Linked DNA regions of Mus musculus: regions 1 and 2 are each linked to region 3. A link is a contact called in ENCODE Hi-C or POLR2A ChIA-PET data. All regions are on one chromosome and are shown on one strand. Each heading gives the region's core, a stretch centred on a gene start or an enhancer-like site at or near the end of the contact. The rest is flanking DNA. Distances are from core to core; before and after follow the strand shown. Region 1 holds the start of Tmem221 (transmembrane protein 221). Region 2 overlaps Unc13a (unc-13 homolog A). Region 3 holds the start of Niban3 (niban apoptosis regulator 3).

The links. A loop is a pair of places that touch in the nucleus more often than their neighbours do. ChIA-PET counts read pairs that join two places held with the same protein, here RNA polymerase II (POLR2A).
Region 1: a loop to region 3 is called in a map of gastrocnemius, with 8 times the contacts of the local background. The contact joins the promoter of Tmem221 here to the promoter of Niban3 in region 3. A Hi-C loop is called at or near these places in 23 of 37 maps with a recorded cell type or tissue (Patski, T-helper 1 cell, T-helper 17 cell and 8 more). POLR2A ChIA-PET finds 5 or more read pairs at or near these places in 4 of 5 experiments (Patski and embryonic stem cell).
Region 2: a loop to region 3 is called in a map of heart, with 1.8 times the contacts of the local background. The contact joins the enhancer-like site here to the promoter of Niban3 in region 3. A Hi-C loop is called at or near these places in 5 of 37 maps with a recorded cell type or tissue (gastrocnemius, heart and v-Abl transformed pro-B cells). POLR2A ChIA-PET finds 5 or more read pairs at or near these places in 4 of 5 experiments (Patski and embryonic stem cell).

Annotation. Positions count from the first base shown.
Region 1 is chr8:71,557,112-71,560,197 of GRCm38, forward strand. Tmem221 (transmembrane protein 221) reads right to left here and starts at 1,760. Exons shown (of 4, transcript NM_001100462.1): 1 at 1,379-1,760; 2 at 709-794. The coding sequence starts at 1,698.
Region 2 is chr8:71,632,942-71,636,232 of GRCm38, forward strand. Unc13a (unc-13 homolog A) reads right to left here. Exons shown (of 44, transcript NM_001029873.2): 39 at 2,229-2,285; 40 at 1,948-2,028; 41 at 1,576-1,723. Among named protein-coding and RNA genes, the nearest start is that of Mir6769b, 3.5 kb to the left of the region's middle. Within about 2 kb of position 1,395, at least 1 of the 3 ENCODE cell types and tissues checked has a DNase peak (open chromatin) inside an H3K27ac peak, as active enhancers do; it is heart, where a contact is called at or near this core.
Region 3 is chr8:71,596,050-71,599,154 of GRCm38, forward strand. It overlaps Niban3 (niban apoptosis regulator 3), which reads left to right and starts at 1,659. Exons shown (of 15, transcript NM_001384129.1): 1 at 1,659-1,774; 2 at 3,029-3,105. The coding sequence starts at 1,720. Pgls (6-phosphogluconolactonase) reads left to right here. Exons shown (of 5, transcript NM_025396.3): 5 at 8-218. The coding sequence ends at 142.

The DNA of each region.
Region 1 (3,086 bases), core at 510-3,009, 39 kb before region 3:
GCCTGGCATGCACAGGGGCTGAGTTCCAGCCTCAGTGCCTAATAAACTGGGCATCATGGTGCCTGGCATTGCCCTGCTGTGGAGGCATGAGGACCAGGAGCTCAGAGTCATCCTTGACCACATAGTGTTTGAAACCAGTCTCGGATACATGAGACCCTGTCTAAAAAAGCAAATAACCAAAAGCAAAAATCAAAACAAGACGGCTTGGGGGCTGGGATGTGGCTCTCAGAGGTTAAATGCACTGGCTGCTCTTGCAGAGGACATGGGATCGGGTCCCAGCACCTCATGATTCTGAACTGTCTGCTGCTGCAGTTTCCAAGGAATCTGTAGTCTCTGACCTCTGTAGGCACTGCACACACAGACACCACACACACCTCTCCTCCCAAGGTTTGGGAGATGAAAGCAAGATCAGACGTTCAATGTCAGCCTTGGCTACAAGGCAACTCCCAGGCCAGTTGGGCCTACAAGATAAGTAGTAATAATGATACATAATGAGCATTAACAGAGAACCCTCTGTTCACTCTAAGCACCAACTCTTGTATATATAATGATCTACTCACCACTCTTCAATTATGGGGAAACTAAAGCACAGAGTAAGAGAAACATATCCAAGAGAAAGTGTTGGGGCAACTGCCTGAACTCAGGCTACTGGTCCAGAGATCTGTGTGCACCCTGCCCCAGGTCCCTTGTCCCCCCATCACACACTACCTGCTAAGTAGACGGAGACCCCACAGCAGAACAGGCCAAGCGCTGAGTGCCTGAGGAGGCGGCAGTCATACAGAAACCAGTCCGACCTGGGGTGGGGGTGGGGGGGCAGGAAGGGGGACAGTGACCCAGTGACACCAGAAACCAAAGTTTAGAGTCTCAGCCCTCCACCTGCCTACCTACCTAGCCAGTCATCCAGCTGTAACATCACCGCATGTACCCCTACCCCCATCTATCCACGCACCCACCACTCATTTGCTTGAATCTACCAATTTCCAACCAGCACCAGACTTCCTTACACAGTGGAGGGTCAAAGTTGGGACAAGGGTGTGGTTGACTCAACGAGAGCATCTCATCGCATCCCCACTGTTCCAAGTAGAGTCCCTACACCTGCACCACCGAGCTCAGAGTCTTGAGCAGGTGACCAGGCTGCGGCTTGCTGCGTATCCACAACTGTCAGTCCCGCCCTTCCTGAACCCCGCTTCAGAGAGGAAAGCCTCGAGGTTGGGGTGCAGCTCCGATGACTGACATGTGTCCCCCGCCCCCATACACGGGAAGCACCAGCGCAGGAAGAAGGGGGCGCGCTGAGGCCCTGTTAGTATCACCCCGAGAAACCGGTGTGCTCTCGGAGTCTCAGTTTCCCTCTCTGTAGGTAGAGGCGGTGGTATCCTACCTGCCCGGCCCCGGCCCGCGTGCCAACTCGGCGCCCAGGTGACCACAGAGCGCGGCGAGCAGCAAGCAGCTAAGCCCGAGGACCTGTGCCAGCGCGGCCAGCGCGGTCGCCAGCGGCAGCAATGCCCCAGCCGCAGCTTCAGGTAGCCCGGCATCGGGGTCCAGCTCCGGGTGCAGCCCGTCGGTGCGTACGCGCCGAAGCTCCGCGCGCCCTGCCTGGAGCTGGAACAGCAGCTGCGCAGCCAGCGCGACCAGCACCGCGGCCGGGATGCCCAGTAGGGTCATCGCGGCCAGTACCCGACCTCCGTAGGAACGGCCCATGGCGCGGGCCTTGGATGGAGGGAGGCGGCAGTAGGCGTTCGGGAGTCCTGGGGTATGGACGCCACCGGGGCTCGAGTGCTGGTACCAGATAGGTCGTGGAAAATGAGCAAAAACTTGGGAGAAAGTGTTCTTTTACTGCGCGTCGGCCGAGGGCGCCTCCCCCGGGTGTGCTGGGGAAGGAGGAACTGGGGTTTTGTGGGGTTGGTCTGGGAGGGGCCATGCTAGGAGATCCCGAGGGGGCTCCACCCCTGTAGAGGGGTGGAGCCTAGCCCCTAGGTGAACCGGGAGACGAGGGGCGGGGTTGAACAAGCAAAATTTAAGAGGGGCGTGGTCTATGTGATGAGTGGGAAGGGGCGTGGCTAAGGCGGAGCTTAAGAAGGCTCCTGAAGGGCGGACTTAAGAGGACGGGCCTCAGGGACATCCCAACATCGGGGTCTGAGTCCTGTGGACGATGATGGGTGGGGTCCCCAGGGTGAAGGGACCAGAAAGGGAGTCTTGCAAGGCAGAGGTAGGAGGGCTCTAGTTCTGACAGGTGTTGGGGAGGAGAGGTGGGGTTTGGTTGAGCGGAGAACGCAGGTGGGTTGTGGTCTTGGGTCGGGGCCTGGAAATAGACTTGTCTGGGAGGGGGCGTGAATTGCCCCGCCGTTTGGATGGGTGGGGCGGTGTTTGGAGAGTCGGAGAAGTAGGCAGAGCCCAGGAGATAGAGGCGGGCAAACTGTGAGTACGGGGAAGTGGGGCCCAACTTGGTCTCCATAGCTAGTTCTAGGCCAGTCAGGGCTACCTATAGAGACTCTGTCTTTAAAAAAAAAAAAAAATTGTGGGAGGGCAACCGAGGAGATGTCAGGAGATGAAGCTCTGAGTCTTGCTTGGACTCAGGCAGGGTCACAAAGCCCAAGGATGGAGATCTTGATTCACAGAGTGCCTGACCCTGGAAACTGCACCTATGGCATAGACAGGCATTTTCCTGTCGCCCTGAGGACCAAGCTTCTAGTAGCTGTTTATTAAAATATCACCATCATCATCATCATTTGTTTTAGGTGTATGAGTGTGTTGCCTACATGTATGTATGTCTGTGCATGTCAGGTATCTGTGGAAGTCATAGGAGGGCTTCTAGGCTCCTGGAACTGGAGTTACAGATGGTTACTAGCCACTGTGTGGATGCTGAGAACTGAAACTCTACCCTTTGCAAGAGCAGAAATGCTGGTGCTCTTATCCACTGAGCCATCTTCTCAATGTGTATATATCTGAACAAATCAGGCACAATAACACAGGCCTGCCGTCACTGTCATCAATTCAGAGGGTGAGGCAATGGGAATGTGGACACTTGGAAGAAAGTAGGGACTACAAGACACTGTCTTTAGAAGTAAACAGAGGGGCTGGAGAGATGA
Region 2 (3,291 bases), core at 145-2,644, 37 kb after region 3:
CAACCACAGGAAACCTCAGGTGCCTGTGGGAAGACTGGACAGGATGCAAGTTCTTTTTGGATGGGGGCGGGTATTTGACTAAGATTGGTGGGAACATGTGATCCCCCTATCACTGCTTCCCAAGTACAGGGACCACAGGCCTGTGCCATCAGGCACACCTGGAAATGTCCATCTTGACTATCCCTGTTTTCCAGGGGACAGAACAGTCAGGGAGGAGGCTGGCTGCAGAATGGCTGACTTAGGATCTGAGCACACTTCATTGTTTAGTTTTCTTGTGCTTTTCTGGGAATGGAAGCCGCAGGCCCAGCCTGGGATGCGTGTGTCTTGGGAGAAAGGGATGGGGACTCCTTCCCTGGGTGGAGCCAGCAAGCCGCCCTTCCCCATGTGCGAGGACATGGCGCCCCCGTGCGGGAAGGCCGGGGTCTTACTAGCCGGGCAGGGGGAAGGGCGCAGGCACCGGGCACCGCGTGCGGGTGGCGGGCGGCGCAGGCACGTACCCATCTCAGGACAAACGTCTTCACTAAGGGTAAACCTAGTCCCTTTTCCACCATGGACTGACCAGGATGGACAGGGAGGGAGGAGGAGAGGAGGGAGGAGTGTACGTGGCGGGGGGGGGGGCGGGGGGGGGAGGCGCAGAAAGGGGGCAGCGAGTGACAGGAAGAACAAGAGAGCAAGAGAGAGAGCAAGAGAGAATGAGAGAGTGAGAGAGAGAGAGAAAGAGAGAGAGAGAAGGGGAGAGAGAAAGAAACGTCAGTGCAGACGGACGGACAGACAGACAGCCTCCCACTCCGGGAACACTAGGGACACCAAAAGCAACAAGAACAGGAGAGGAAACTGAGGCTTGGGCTCCACCCGCTGTGCGGGGTTGGGGGCCATGGATAACAACCTCCCTCGTTCCACCACAAGAACAAAGCCTGAGGTCACCAACCTCTGCCCAGATGGCACCTTTGGGGTAATTCTGAACGGGGGTCCCGAGAGAGAGAGAGAGAGAGAGAGAGAGAGATACTAGGACCTTGGACCCCTGCCCTGTGGCCTCAGCTGCTGCATGGAGAGAGCTCAGAGGGACGGGGACAGAAGCAACACAGACAGACAGAGGGATCGGGGAGACCTGAGGCCCAGCACCTCCCAGGTCCCCACAACTCCCAGGGCCAGATCCTTGAACCTCCTAGACCTGTCAATCATTCCACATCTTTGACTTAGCGCAGAGGCCCCGCCCCCAAGGAGGAAGCCACGCTTTGAATCCATGACATCAGATTTCACCTAGAGCTGTCAATTTTCTCTTATTCTAAGAGTACCATAGAAGTCCTGCCCCAGAGCGGACAACCAGGTCCCGCCCCTCAATGACAGTCACTCCGTTGCCCTGGAAGCTTTAAAATCCTGGCTTCTGGAGTCAGTGAGGTTCCCTCCAACGGCTGCCCATCACCCCTTGTTTCTTTGTCTTGAAAGAATCACCTTTGGTGCCTAGATGTCGGATGCCCCGCCCCCATGGAGTTCTGTCAGTCATTCAGGGGAGGAGCCTGCGGCTGGGCGGGGAGACTCTGGTTGGCTCGGGAAGAAAGCACCAGATTCCCTTACCCTGCGCTGACTGCGTCTGCACGAAGGTTTTGATGAGCAGGTCGGTGGCTTGCGTGTAGAGCGACAGGGCGTAGCGCAGGGACTGGAGGTCCGGGCTCTTCTCCAGGAAGGTCTTCTTGAGGCCAACGCCCCCCGCGTGGAAGTATTGCTGAGGGTGGACACAGTGAGGCTTCAGATGGCTCCCAGCACCTCTCACCCTCCCCATCTTCACCAGGCCACAGCTGCCCCAGGACCACTGTATTTACTGTATGCACAGATGGAAAGTTACTCCCTGCTCGCTACCCATATACTTTACTTTGTAAATTCCTATGCATTCCTCAAATCCCACTTTCTCATGCCCTCTCTTAAAACCCTCTGTAGCCCCTCCCTTACCTTGATGGTGTCCAGGGCCAGTTCAACAACAGCACACTGCTTCGGGGTCAAGCTCTTGGCTTCTTCCCGCACCATGTGATCCTGTGGGGATGGCAGGGAGAGGTTAGGTGGGCAAAGCTTTTACACTGTGAGCCTTTGCTTTCCATGCTGTGGATCAAGTGATCTGTATCCTTGATCCATTATACTCAAGGACATTTTAAGTGGGATTCAGGTCTGGGAGCAGGGATTTTTGCCTGTTGATCTGTTCCTAGTCTTTCTCCTGAGAGCTTCTGCCCCCTCACCTTAAGTTTGGACAGCTGGCCCAGCTCCTTGGCAGCATTGAAGATCATTTGTGTCCCCTGTGGAAAACAGCAGGTAGCTCGGGTGAGAGTGTGCGTTTTCTAAATAGTTCCCCATCCTGAGTGACCCAAACCCAACTGCCAACTTGGTTCCTGTCCAAAGGTTCAAGCAATGCTTGAGACCCATGGACAGCAGGATCAGGAGCTCCAGTGAGATCCAGGGGCACATGGCACCTTGTTGCAGGAGAAGCCCGGTTCTCTGGGAAGACTGCCCACCCTGTCATACCCACCATGACCTCACAACTGGAAGACATAAGAGAAACAGGCATGTGGCCGCCTGTCCATGTGTGGCGTGATGAGGGAGGACAGAGATGGGCTTGTTAGTGGCAATGGGTCCTGAGCCAGGCTGGGCATTCAGGGACCCACCTTGGGGGAATTTCCTTTCCCCTGGTCACCCCTGGGGGTGGTGTGGAGGACTCTTTGAGCATCAGGAAGACTCCTCACATACTGGCATCTGCATACACTTCCCCTCTCCCCAAGATGCCCACCAGATGCCAACTATGGCTATGCAGAGCCAGGCAGGTCTTGGTGAAAACTCCAGCCAGGCTATGCAGCCCTGGATAGGTGACTTAACCCCTCTGAAACTGCTACCCCTTTAGATGGTGGTCACAGCCACCCTATGGCCTTGAAAGAATGTGTAATTCCTTGATGTCTTGTTTGCTGTCTTGGTCTCATCACAGGTAATGCCTGGCAGAATGGGTCCCATCCTCAGATTCTCCACTGAACTGCAAGACCTCAGGCCTAGTCTTTTCTGGGCCTGGTATCTCCATGCTAATTAGTAACTTGTGGGAGGGAAGCTGGCTCCACCAGCTAGGATGGCCCAGGGCTATGGTTGGCCTGTTTAGCAGAGGATGTTTGGAAACACCACCTGGCTTTGAGACTTCAGGCTGTCACTCTGTGCTATTCTGTCCTGCTGGGGATGGAAACCAGGCCCTCACACACACATCAGGACAAAAGTCACAGTCTGGCCCCGTGAGTGCTCAGTGAGCGGCTTCTGCTGCACTAC
Region 3 (3,105 bases), core at 409-2,908:
CACACAGCGCATCCTGGAGGACAAGGAGGGCACGTTGCCCGCCGCCTTGGTGCAGCCGCGCACGGGCGCCCTCTGCTGGTTCCTGGACGAGGCAGCTGCCCGGCTGCTGTCTGTGCCCTTCGAGAAGCATTCCACATTGTAGGGGGTGCGCCATGCACGCCGTGGGCACTTCGGGTGTTGTGGGAGCGGACTAGCTGCGGATTAAACAGCTTTGCTGGAACTATTGTTTCTGTGGTTCTTGTTGGGGGAGGGACAACAGAGCAGAGCATACACACGGATCAGAGAAGCGTGGCCTGGACTTCTGGCCCGGCAGTGTATGCTCTGTTCCAAGTCTGGCCACATTCTCTGCTCCAAGGGTCAGAACTAACTCACAGGTACCAGGCTCCTTGCGGTCCCGAGTGACTGCTTGTGTTCTAGCCATGGTGAAGAGAAGGGTTCACCTGGGGCCTCAGCCAGAGCCTTCATGGCCCCCTGAGGATGCACTGTCTCCTGCAAGCTTGTTCGGAGCCTTGAGCAGGGTGAGCTACCTGATAAGGTTCTCCTGATGTTGTCACAGGGCCCCCTACCGATGGGAGAAGTGTCTGGGGTGACTCTTGGGATGCTTTCTCCCTTAGACAGTTTTTTCTCTTGCCGCTTATAAAGACTGGGATGTGGGTCCAGAGACTGGAGTATAAGCAGCCAGCTTGGAGCATGAAGTGGGTCGGTGCATCATTGTCCTGACCCTGCCAGTTCCAAGGACCTAGTTGGAGAGGCTGGTGGGCTTGTCTGAGGGAACATCCCCTCACCAAGGTAATGCAAGCCAGGCAGGAGGTAGGAATTGAAGCCTCCCAGAACCGACTTGGCAGGTAGGCCAGAAGGGCGGGGCCAGAACCACAAATGTGAACTTTCTTTAGATGTCTGGTCCCTGAGGGCTCCTCAGCTGTGGCAAAGAGGAAGTAGGATAGGCTGGGGCAGAAGCCAGCAAAAGACACAGTGGAAAATCCTGGGGACTTCTACAAGAGCAGGTGCCACCCACGCACCAGCCAAGCAGAGGCTGAGACACCCTGAGAAAGGAAAGGGACATAGGCATGAGGACCCCATGTGAGCGCTGTGTCCCTTTCTCAAGGGGGAATTTACTGCTTTGCCATTGATGCATAGGACCTGCCTCATGCTTCAAGGTGGCCACTTACACTCCAGCCATCACATTCCAGCCTCTGGAAAGGGAAAAGAAAAGGAAGGTGCCTACATGTAAGGAAGCAGGCTACATGGGGATGGGTGTGTGTGTGTGTGTGTGTGTGTGTGTGTGTGTGGTGTCCCTCCATACTGATAACCTACTCCTTGCTCATTCATTTGTTCAGTCAGCAACCCATTCCTTTGGCTTTCAGAGATAGGACTTCATGTAGCCCAGGCTGGCCTCCATGGCCTAAACTCCCCATCCCCCTGCCTCTGCTTTCTGAGTGCTGGGATGGCAGAGATGTGCCCCACCCATCCATCTGTGCCAGGGCGTTGTTTTTTTTCTCACACTCCCTGGGTCTCCCCTGGGGCTGTCCCCACTACCCCTGACAGAAACCACCAGTCTTGGTCCAGCCTGTCCCTTGAGGCCAGGAGGAGGCAGGTGCAGACAGGAGGGGTGGAGAGTGGTACCAGATGGCCATATGTACCCTCCTGGCACTTGGGCCACTCAGCTGCCATCCAGTATCCTGAGCAGAGGGACCCAGGACAGCTCTGTATGGTGGCAGGATGGGGGCACAGCCTTCCTGCCCCCTGGGTAGACGGCAGCGGCAGCAGCTTCAGGGTAAGCAGACAGGTCAGGGTCAAGTCATGCTGCCATTGCATGCGAGGCCAATGCTGGCATGTGCTCCTGGTGCCAATACAGGGTTCATTATTTTAACTGTCTCTGGTCTTGTCAGGGGTGGGCTTGTGTTGGAAGATTTCAGATTTTTTTGTTCAGTTTTTCGAGACAGGGTTTTTCTGCGTAGCCATGGCTGTCCTGGAGCTCACTCTGTAGACCAGGCTGGCCTCGAACTCAGAGAGATCAAAGGCACACTCCATCCTGCCTGGCTCTGGAGGGCTCCAGATTTAAATGAAATCCAAGTAGCTGGATACAGTGTTACACACCTGCCATCCGAGCACTTGGGAGGCACAGGCAGGCAGATCTCTGGGAGTTTGAGGCCAGACTGGCCTAAAGAGTGAGTTCCAAGACAGCCTGGGCTATATGCAACTCTGTCTCAAGACAAAACAAAGTGAAATGTGAAGTTTTTGATTTGTTAGTGGAAGCTAGGGCCCCACTGAGGTTGGGGGTAAGGGCACGGTCAGGTGGTCTCTGAGGCTGGGAAGTCTGTCTGCATGGACACTGGGACTTGACTAAGGCTTAGCCAAGGCCAGGCTGAGCTTCAGCTCCCTGTCCTGTCCCACACCTTGACCTGGGAGAGTGTCTAGACCAGCAGGACTTGGTGGATGTCCCCAAGGGAGGTGGCTAGACCAGGCTGGAGGAGGGTGTGTGGTTACAGTGAGTATGAGAACAGCATTTGGGGAGGGGAACAGCCCATGCAAAACCCTGCATGTGCTGCTGAGTAATCTCTCCAAGTCCCAGGATTGACCACCACTTGTATTTGCTGTGTGCCACTGGGTGAATAAATTGCCCTCTCTGGGCCTCATTCTCCTGAGATGCAGCAACATATTTGGTTTTTTGGTTTTGTTTTTTTGAGACAGGGTTTCTTTGTATAGCTCTGGCTGTCCTGAAACTCACTTTGTAGACCAGACTGGCCTCGAACTCAGAAATCCACCTGCCTCTGCCTCCCGAGTGCTGGGATTAAAGGTGTGCGCCACCACGCCCGGCTTGCAGCAACATATTTGGAAGAAAGGCTTTTGTGTGTGTACATGTGCTTGCCAGTGATTAACATCAGCTGTCCTAAGACTGCTTTCCACCTTATTCACTGAGGCATGGTCTATGCTGGCACTCACCAGTTCTGGCTACTCCAGTGAGCCAGCTGGTCCTGGGATGACAGGCAGGTGTCCTGGTCCCATTGCTGATCCTTTCTCACTACAGGTCAGGTGAATGGCATGCTGAGGACCTTCCTGCCCTGTTACCGTAGGCAGCTGGCTGCAGCTGTGCTCAGACACATT